Linked DNA regions of Homo sapiens: region 2 is linked to region 1. A link is a loop called in an ENCODE intact Hi-C map of the cell type or tissue named here. Cell type or tissue: dorsolateral prefrontal cortex. All regions are shown on one strand. Each heading gives the region's core, and the rest is flanking DNA. Links, peaks and the distances in the headings are about the cores only.

What was found. A loop is a pair of places that touch in the nucleus more often than their neighbours do. Peaks named below come from ENCODE experiments on the same cell type or tissue, not always from the same donor. Only the 100,000 strongest peaks of a DNase experiment are listed, where the experiment ranks them.
Region 2: a loop joins it to region 1, with 2.4 times the contacts of the local background. A loop is called at or near these places in 1 of 110 quality-filtered maps.

What each region holds. Positions count from the first base shown.
Region 1 is chr5:1,550,637-1,555,113 of GRCh38, forward strand. LOC107986397 (a long non-coding RNA gene) reads left to right here. Exons shown (of 2, transcript XR_007059102.1): 2 at 1-4,477. Among named protein-coding and RNA genes, the nearest start is that of LPCAT1, 29 kb to the left of the region's middle. In dorsolateral prefrontal cortex, for the core only: CTCF peaks have their summits at 2,368 and 2,569; DNase peaks (open chromatin) are centred at 2,355 and 4,085; H3K4me3 peaks cover 1,757 bases; H3K27ac peaks cover 1,236 bases; H3K27me3 peaks cover 971 bases.
Region 2 is chr5:1,181,693-1,186,169 of GRCh38, forward strand. LOC124900189 reads right to left here and starts at 1,155. Exons shown (of 8, transcript XM_047417960.1): 1 at 951-1,155. In dorsolateral prefrontal cortex, for the core only: a CTCF peak has its summit at 1,707; DNase peaks (open chromatin) are centred at 1,329 and 1,689; H3K4me3 peaks cover 1,253 bases; H3K27ac peaks cover 1,593 bases; H3K27me3 peaks cover 121 bases.

The DNA.
Region 1 (4,477 bases), core at 198-4,197:
ATGTCAGTGGAGGCAATGAGCTCAGTTTTAATAACATGAGTTCTTTCTTTAGAAGTCTGCACAACGGCCCCGTCTTGTGCCTCTTCCTTACCATCTGGAACGGGAGTCTCATCGCTACACCCAGGAGAACAAACATCATGAGAACTGGGGCTGAGGAGCACAGCTGGGGGTGGACACGCAGCACAGTCACTGCCCTGGGGAACAAAGGTTCCCTCTGCAAAGCCATCCAGGCTGCCCTTGCCCAGCCCCAGGCCCTCTCATTCACTTGTTTGCTGTGCCCACTGTGCCTGTCTGTCTGCCTCCCCTGCTAGACAGCAATCCCCCTGAGGGCAAGGCCCGGCCATTAGGAGATGCTCAGCCAGTGCCACTGAATATCGGGTTAGAAAGTGAATGAGTCTGTTCAGGTGATAAGGAGCTTTGGAAATAGAAACGGTGATGGTTGCACAACATCGTGAATGCCACTGACGGGTAACTCAAAGACAGCTAAAATGGCAAATTTTATGTTATACATATTTGATATTCCATAGTTCATAAAAACCCAAAAGAAGGAGTGACTAAATGTAAAAAGTGTAATCTTAAAGTTAAAAACTAGGAGATTTTCTTAATGCCTGAGATAGAAAAGGATTTCTTAATAACTAAAAGCATAGAGAAAAACATTGGCAAATTGAAACAAGGCAACATTGTTAAAGTCACCATAAACCAATGGAAAATAAAAGCTGTGAACTGGCCAAATAGTAGTTACAGTGAATAAAATTGGAAAAGGATTGGCATCCACAGACTGAAGAAGTTCCTCGTAGCTGTAGGAAAGCAAAACACCAAAAAACAGGCACAGCTCATGAACAGGAGACTCGCTGAGAGGAGACCTACCGGGCCACGGAGACAGGGCACCTGCCGTGCTGGAGCTGGCTGGGGTACCGAAGCTGCAATGGGCACCCGGCCTGGAGCTGGCTGGGGTACCGGAGCTGCAGCGGGTGCCCCGCTGGGGATGGATGCACCTCTCTCCCCTCGACTGAGGAAGGGAGCAGGTCTGACCAGGCCTAGAGCCCGTGACTGCTGGGCAGTCACACTGAATACAGAGACTGGAGGCTCTACTCAGGAAGGCAATTTGCAAATCTTCAGCGAGGGAAGCTGCGAGGCTGAGATTCAGGAACAACACTTGCAGGAATATGCCCTGGAGGGACTGACACTCGAGAAGAATTTTTGTTTTGGAATTGTGAGAAACTGAAAATGCCCATCTGCAAGGAAAGTGATAAATGAAGTGGAAGGAGTGATAAGAGTTTTGTACAGTAGTATACGGAACACTCAGTCGAGCCGGATGCGTGACCACGACTGCCCGCACCTGCTCCTGTTGGCAGCATCACCGCGCAGCCCAAGCCCGACAGTGGGATGGGGGTCACTTCAGAGGCCCTGCAGTAACTGTGTTGTGCAACCGGAGAGGAGAGACACGGGTTCTGGGGGACTTTGAAGGCAGCGCTTTTCAGTGGGGGCTCTGGATCTTCGTAAGAGACGGAGTAGAGACGGCAGAGAAAACACCACTTGGAAAGAAGGAGCAATAGCAGATAAACCCTGTGTGGCTGAGCCTGGGGACATGGTGCACAGAAAGGGAACTGGGTGACCTGGTGGACCCTCAGGGTCTCACACGCCAGGCTGGGTGGGACTCGGGAGAGGGACTGAGAGGGGTGAGATGCTACGATACTTCACAAGTGTTCAATTATGACTTTAAGTTTTACCCATTTAGTTTTGTTTTATTTGACAAATTATGGTTTTATATTTTTATTGTAATATTGCTTTTTTCAATTCATTTTACATTTCAAAGTAAAACCATTTGCCTAATCATCAGTCATTTTACTGCTAACAGCATTGATGGGCATCTGGTTTTAGCTTCAGTTTGCAGCCAACCCTTTCGCTTTCAGAGTGAGGATTCAGTTCATTGGCGCGGTTGTGTCTGGCGGCGTCAGCACCCCTGTGACAGGCAGCCTTTCTCCGGGCTTAGAGCGTCAGCGAAGGGATTATTTCAGGCCGACACTTGGCATGGAGAGTTGTCAGGCAAATGCATTTTTGAAGAGTTGGATTTGATCTCAATTATTCCATTTGGCTTTGTGAAAGGAGAGGGTTGGAAAACAGTTTACCCAGCTTCTGGCTCTGTCATATTTTCATTTTAAATCTAAAGGCAACGATGCTGGCAGGCAACCAGCTCTCGGCGTGGACTGACACTTCAGCTACTCTGGGAAAAGCAACCTCATTCAAACAAGCCAGAGCCTTAGTAGCAGCCACCCCACTTTCCCGCCGGGCTGGGCCACGATGCTGACCCAGCGACACACAGCTCCCTTGTGTTCCCGCTGGACGCTGGCCCGGCGGCCGTGGCCTATAGAGCAGGCCCCTCGGTGCATGAAGCCAGCACAGCCCTGGAAATCCCGTGCAACAAAAAGCCTCTGTTCCACCCAGAAGAGCTCTGAGCAGAGAGGGCCCCGCCGAGGCCTGCCGCGACGGACTCACAGATGGGCGCCTGGAGAGAGCGGGCTTTCATTAGGTCAGCCCAGGGGTGGGGGGAGCAGACAGCACTGCTGGGCTTGGCTTGGGAAAGAGGCGCCCCGAACCCGGAGGAACTTCCAAGAGTTTACAGGACGCTCAGGAGCCTCCTTCACTCTGCCTTTTCTTCACGTCCTAAAGTGCACGGAGCTGGTCTTTAGTTTCCAGACAGTGAGCATTAGCCCAGGTGGGCTCTCCTCTGCCAAAGAGGGTCCTGAGGACCCCCACGACTTACAGCCCCCACCACTAGAGCCCCCACGACTTGGAGACCCCACGGCTTAGAGCCCCCACCACTAGAGCCCCCACTACTTAGAGCCCCCACGACTTGGAGACCCCAAGTCTTAGAGCTCCCACCACTAGAGCCCTCACCACTTAGAGCCGCCGTGACTTAGAGCCCCCCACTCCTTTGGATTTTGGGGAGTTGCCCCGCCAGCTCCCCGTCTTTGTGGCTCTGTAATCTGAGATGTCCGGATGGTCCTCTGATAGAAAAGCCCAGCCCTGCAGTTTCCTCTGCAGCCCATTGATGGGGGAAGTGGGGTCCTGCAAGGCTCTGGTGGGCCTGCAAGCTGGGCCTGCTGAGCCACAGGGGCTATTCTGATCACCTCCTTCCTCTCTACCCTATTGGTGAGGGGGACCCGCTGCCCTCAATGGCACCAGATGCCTGAGTGCCCAGCACCCAACCCTGGACAGCTGAGAGTGACAGCAGGCCACGGTCACAGGTGCTGATGTGCGGGTGGAAGGCGGCCCACTCCACTCGGGGACAGGGTGGGCTCTCAGGGGCTGCATGGCTTTGCAGTGGCCGCCCACAGGGTGAGGGGACCCTGGCTCTGTGGGGCTTGGGGCAGGGTGTTGGGAGAATCCTGTGGGCTGGCAGGGATCTGAAGCCCAGCGGGCTGAGGACCAGATGGGTGCTGCTGGTCCCGCTGGTGGAGGAACTGGCAGGGTGGGGAGCCTTTCCCCCTGGGGGACACATCCTATGAGGACAGCGGCTCCCAGGAGGCCTCCAGAGGCTGGGAGGCCTTTCAACGCGAGGATCTTACTGGCCACAGGTGCTGCTCAAACGAACGCTCCGAAAGTCTCAGCAGGTGAGAGCGCAAGTCTCAGTGCCGGAAACTGCTGTGCTGGGGGTGAGGAGGGGTGGACCCAAGGGCAGCCAAGGGCTTTGTGGGGGCACCTGGGGCCCAGGGCACAGGAAGAGCCATGCCCCACATCCAGTGCCCCCAGGTGTAACCCTGCTCCTCATGGCCCAAGAGGTTTTACGTGTGGATGGGTTTTAATTGGGTGTCTGGAAGCAGGTAAAGTTGTGTCTGAGCTTGGTAATGAGAGGCAGGGTAAAAGGGAGGGACATCTTGGAGGTGACATGCCTGATGCAAGGTCTTTACCAAACAGAAACTCCACAGGCCTGACCACACCTGACCAGGGCACAGGGCAGCCGAGGGCAAGGGACAGGTCCTGGTTTGGGGCCACTGCATGTCCTTGATCAAGGCATTGGGTGTTCAGCACCTCATCTTCCTTCTCTGCAAGGTGAGCGGCTTGGTCCCCCAAAACTCCAGTGCATTTATGAATTTTAACTGTTCTACAAGGCTACGGCCAACATGGGTGCCTCCGAGGCTCAGCCTGAAGGCAACATGTGGGGAGCCTGGTGGAAACCAGCCGTGTGGCCGAGGGCAGGCGCGTGCCGGGAAGTGCCCCTGTGCTGCGCTCATTAAGTTGTGATGGTGGCTTGTTAGCAGCTTGTTTTACTTCAAGATACTTCACTACATAAAGATTTTCAATTATGAGACAGATTGAATTGAAAACTGACTTTTCTAAAAACAAGGATTATTCCACATTGCAGAAATGATCCTCAGCTTCAAAGCTTTGTTTTTTAATGAGTGCACCCTTTAGGCATTTGGCACGTCTGGGATCCAAACCCTTGTGTTCATCCTGTGGACTCTGCAAAACGCAC
Region 2 (4,477 bases), core at 159-4,158, 370 kb before region 1:
GGGCCAGGGAGAGGCCGCACCTGCGCCTGGGTGGTGGAGGGGAAGGGAGGAGGGGCTGCTCCCACTCTGAGCAGGCTCTGGAGGAGGATCAGGACAGGCCCTAAGGCGCTGTTTCTCCCCCACCCCATGGCCTTGGGAGAGGGTCTGCCCCACTCCCTCTTCTCTCCCATGACCTCTGACCCTCAGCCCCTCCTTCCTTTGGGCCATGCTGGCTAGTAGGCTCCTCCCATGTCCACAGCGGTGGCTCCGCGCTGCCCCTTGGACTTCCCCGAAGTGACCCTGACCCCTGGACCTTGGCCACCCCTCCCAGGCCACACCCCGACCTGGTCCCTCCAAGTGTCCACCAAACCCTGGAAGGGAAACACTGCACGCCTGTGCCCTGGGGGCCGGGGTCTGCCCAGAATGCCTTCTCTTCCTTGCTCCTTTCACTAAATGTTCTTTTCTTTTCTTTTTATTTATTTATTTATTTATTTTTGAGACAGAGTCTCGCTGTGTCGCCAGGCTGGAGTGCAGTGGCGCAATCTCAGCTCACTGCAACCTCCGCCTCCTGGGTCCAAGTGATTCTCCTGCCTCAGCCTCCCTAAGAGGAGCTGGGACTACAGGCGTGCGCCACCACATGCAGCTAGCTTTTGTGTCTTTAGTAGAGACGGGGTTTCACCATGTTGGCCAGGATGGTCTCGATCTCTTGACCTTGTGATCCACCCGCCTCAGCCCCCGAAAGTGCTGGGATTACAGGTGTGAGCCACTGCGCCTGGCCTGAATGTTCTTTTCAGGACCACTCAGGCCTCCAGCCCCAGGCGCCCAAGAGGTTTACCTGTTTCCCACCCAGGAGCCCCCACCCTGCGTGTCCTCTGACAGCTGTGGGGACCTCACTTCAAACGGGCTTCAAGGGAGGCCCCAGCACTGTGTCTTACCTCAGGCTGAGGTCTTACCTCAGCCTCAGGTCTTACCTCAGCCTCCCTCCCGGCCCGTCCATCTCAGGTCCCCTCAGCGCCCCCGGCAGATGTGCCTGAGAACCTTGCTGAAGGGGTGCCAGGGTCGGGGACTCCGGGACTCACAGCCAGAAGAACTCTCCCTGCACCCCGCTGCCCCGAGGAAGGGCGTCCAAGCCCTGCCTCTCCCAAGGCCCACCTCTCAGGGGCAGCGGATCGGAATGGGGCACCCACCCGGGGAGGCCCTGTGCTCCCGATTAGATTATCAACACCACACAGTTCACCTTTGCTCGGCTGCGCTGCTGTTGGTTGAGGAAAAGCAAAGAGGAGTTACATTTTAACATTTGTGATAGCGCAGCTAGCAGCTCGCAGCTCCTGCAGACAGCTGCTGGGGGGAGGGTGCCCAGGGAGTCCACGCTGGCTCCAATAAACCCGGCTCCCAGAGACGTGTGTCCTGTCGCCAGGCCTGCTCGCCCCAGAGAGGCTGTGGGGCACAGTGAGAAACGTCTCCGGCGTGATTGCTATTGGTGAACTGTGAGTTTCGTTCACCTGCTAAAAATGTTCCCCCAAACAATGTTTCCTTGGAAGCACTTCCATTTCAAAATACAGCTGCAAAGTGCCTTGCTTGGCCCGTGAAGGTCAATGAGCCCGCAGAAGGGGCAGAGACAAAAGGGTTTTTAATAACGCTCCTTGCTGTCAGCAGCAGCACAGGCTCTGTAGACAAGTCAGGCTTTGTTCCCGGCAGTCCGCTGTCATTACATGGGGCAGCTCCATAAAGATACCAAGGCCAGCTCTGAGGCCAGGGTGCAGACTCCAGATGCACAGATGCTGGGCCGGGGATGCCCCTCACCTGGACAGGAGGACAAAATCCCCAGGAGCCCTGGACGGGGGTGGGGCAGGAATGGGGTAAACCACATGCAGCATCCAGCACCCGGCACCCGGCACCCAGAACCCAGCACCCGGCACTGTGCTCAGTAAGGCCTGGAGGACACCAGGGCCGGCCCCAGGGAAGAGGGGGAGAGCAGGTGGCTCCGTGGTCAGGGCTGGGCAGAGGCAGGAAGGGGCAGGGCCAGCGGCCTTTGGGTAACAGCGAAGCTCCTCCTTGCTTGGTTTTCAAGCTCTGAGACCCCTCAGGGGCTGCTGCAGGGGGTGAGGGAGGGGCAAGAAGGGGCATGAGGGGGAAATAGGAGACGTAAGGGGAGCTCACTTCTCCCCCAACCCTTTCCAGGGCAGCAGACCCCCTCTGGCCAGCGGTGTGTGCTCCACCTCCACCTAAGGCTTCCAGTCTGGGCTGCTAAATGGGGAGCCCCTGTCCCCACCCCGGGCGCAGCCCCAGGCTCCCGATAGGCTGGCAAGGCTGGAGAGCCATGGGCAGGCCCAGCCAGGGCCACCAAGGGTTCTGCACATCAGGGCGTGGAGATGATGAAGGGCTGGGTGCACACGGCCCTGGGGTGGGGCAGGAGGAGCACCCAGGGTCTGGGGGAAGGGGCCTGGATGGGTGGGACACGGGCATCCTAGCCGTGGGCAGAAACCTGGAGGCCCCAGAGAGCAGACTCACCTGGGGACGAGAGCTGCCTGAGTACCCCGCACGGGTGCAGGTGCTAGGCAGGCAGAGCTCCTGGAATGTTCCACAGAGGCGGACCCCGCTCTGCCCAGGTTCTCTTTGCAGGTGCTCAACAGGGTCACAGGTGCTTCTTGGAAAACCACAGGCCACTGAGAAGACACCTCCCCAGTTGACGGTTAATCACAAACCATTGGTTAGAAACCATTTTACAGGATTCTAGAGGTGCTTGGAGAAGGAGCTCAGGGATAACCCAGGTGCTGCGGGGTCGGGTCAGGCTGTGGCCTTGGACGCCCCTTCTGTCCCATCCACAAACTCAACTTGGCGCCTCTTGGGGCTGAGACTGGCACCCGAGCCTCCCCTGCAGTGGAGGCCCCTGTACGCCCTGGGGTCAGGTGGACGGAGGTGAGGACCACTCCCCCTCACCGGGACCCACGGACACTGTGCCCACATCCCAGGACCTTTCTTCTGGGCCATGGAGGCCAGGGGTGGCTGAGCTGCTAGTCTGAGGACCTGGGTTCATTTACTGACCAGGCCCCTAGCGGATGCTTGGGCCCCCAGCTGGAAGATGGGGCTGGTCCTGCCTGGGGAGGCTCCTCTGGGAGAGGCCATTGGGAGGGCTTTATCCTGGATGGGGCTGGGAGGTGAGCAGGGCCATTGGACTGGGCTGGGTTGTGGGAAGGAGACCTGGGGTCTGGTGCCCCTTGGCCTCCACCCTGAGTGGTCTCTTTGTCCCCAGGACTCAGTTTCCTCATCTGTAGAATGAGGGCTGACCCAGCCCACCCTTTGTCACCCGGTACCTGGAGTGCCTGGAGGGTCTGTGGAAGGAGCTCCTCCCCCAACTCCCAGAGGGAGTATTGGCACATACATGTGATACGTGTGTGCATATGCACACATGTCAGGATGGAGTTGGCACATATGTGTGATATGTGTGTGCATCTGCACACATGTGATGGAGCTGGCACATGTGTAACACGCTTGTGCATCTTTACACATCTGCACACATGTCAGGATGGAACTGGCACATATGTGTAACATGTGTGTGCACCTGCACACGTGTCATGATGAACTTTACACATGTGTGATGTGTGTGCATCTGCACACGTGTCGTGATGGAGCTGGCACATGTGTAACATGCTTGTGCATCTTTACACATCTGCACACATCAGGATGGAGCTGGCACATATGTGTAATATGCGTGTGCATCTGCACAAGTGTCAGAATGGAACTGGCACATATGTGTGATATGCGTGTACATATGCACACATGCGTCAGGATGGAAAATGCTGAATTGGCTGTTTCTCGCCCCCATGGATGGTGAAATGAGGACACTTCTCCTCTCCGTGTTTGTTCTGCATTTTCCAAATATGTTACAAAACTGTATTTTATAATCACAAAAGTTACAAAAACACACATTTACACTATGGTTATTTCTCTGACAATAACTACAATAACTAGGGGTGTCCCTTCACTTTTCCCAGCTGTGCACCATAGAGCAGAAGGGTTCCATGGATGGGACCAGGGCTTCCGTGCAGGACTCTGGCCCCCAGGCCTCCAGGCCACAAGCTTCAAGCTGGCTGCTTCCAGGCCCAGGGCTTCTGGCCGGGCAGCCTCCCTGGATGTCGTCCACTCAGGGCAGCCAGGGCCCCATCTGACACACTCTGTGGAGAGGAGGTCACAGCCCCTCTCTGTGCTTCCGCTGCCACCCGCTGATCTCAGCTGTTATCTTGACACAGAGGAAAGTCAAACTGCAGCCTGTCCCAGCTTATCTCTGGGTTATTTCCGCAAAGATCCACGTTTGGGTAAGCACTGGCTCTCCTGATAACCTAGCAGTAAACACAGCCAGGAATGTGATGCCCATAGGAGAGGCACAGTGCCAGTGCAAGGCCAGCGTCCCCTGGCTGGCAGGTGCCCAGAGCGCCACACGCACAGGTGTCCTGGGAATTCCCACCCAGGGACCAGAGCATCTGGGGCACGGCCCCTC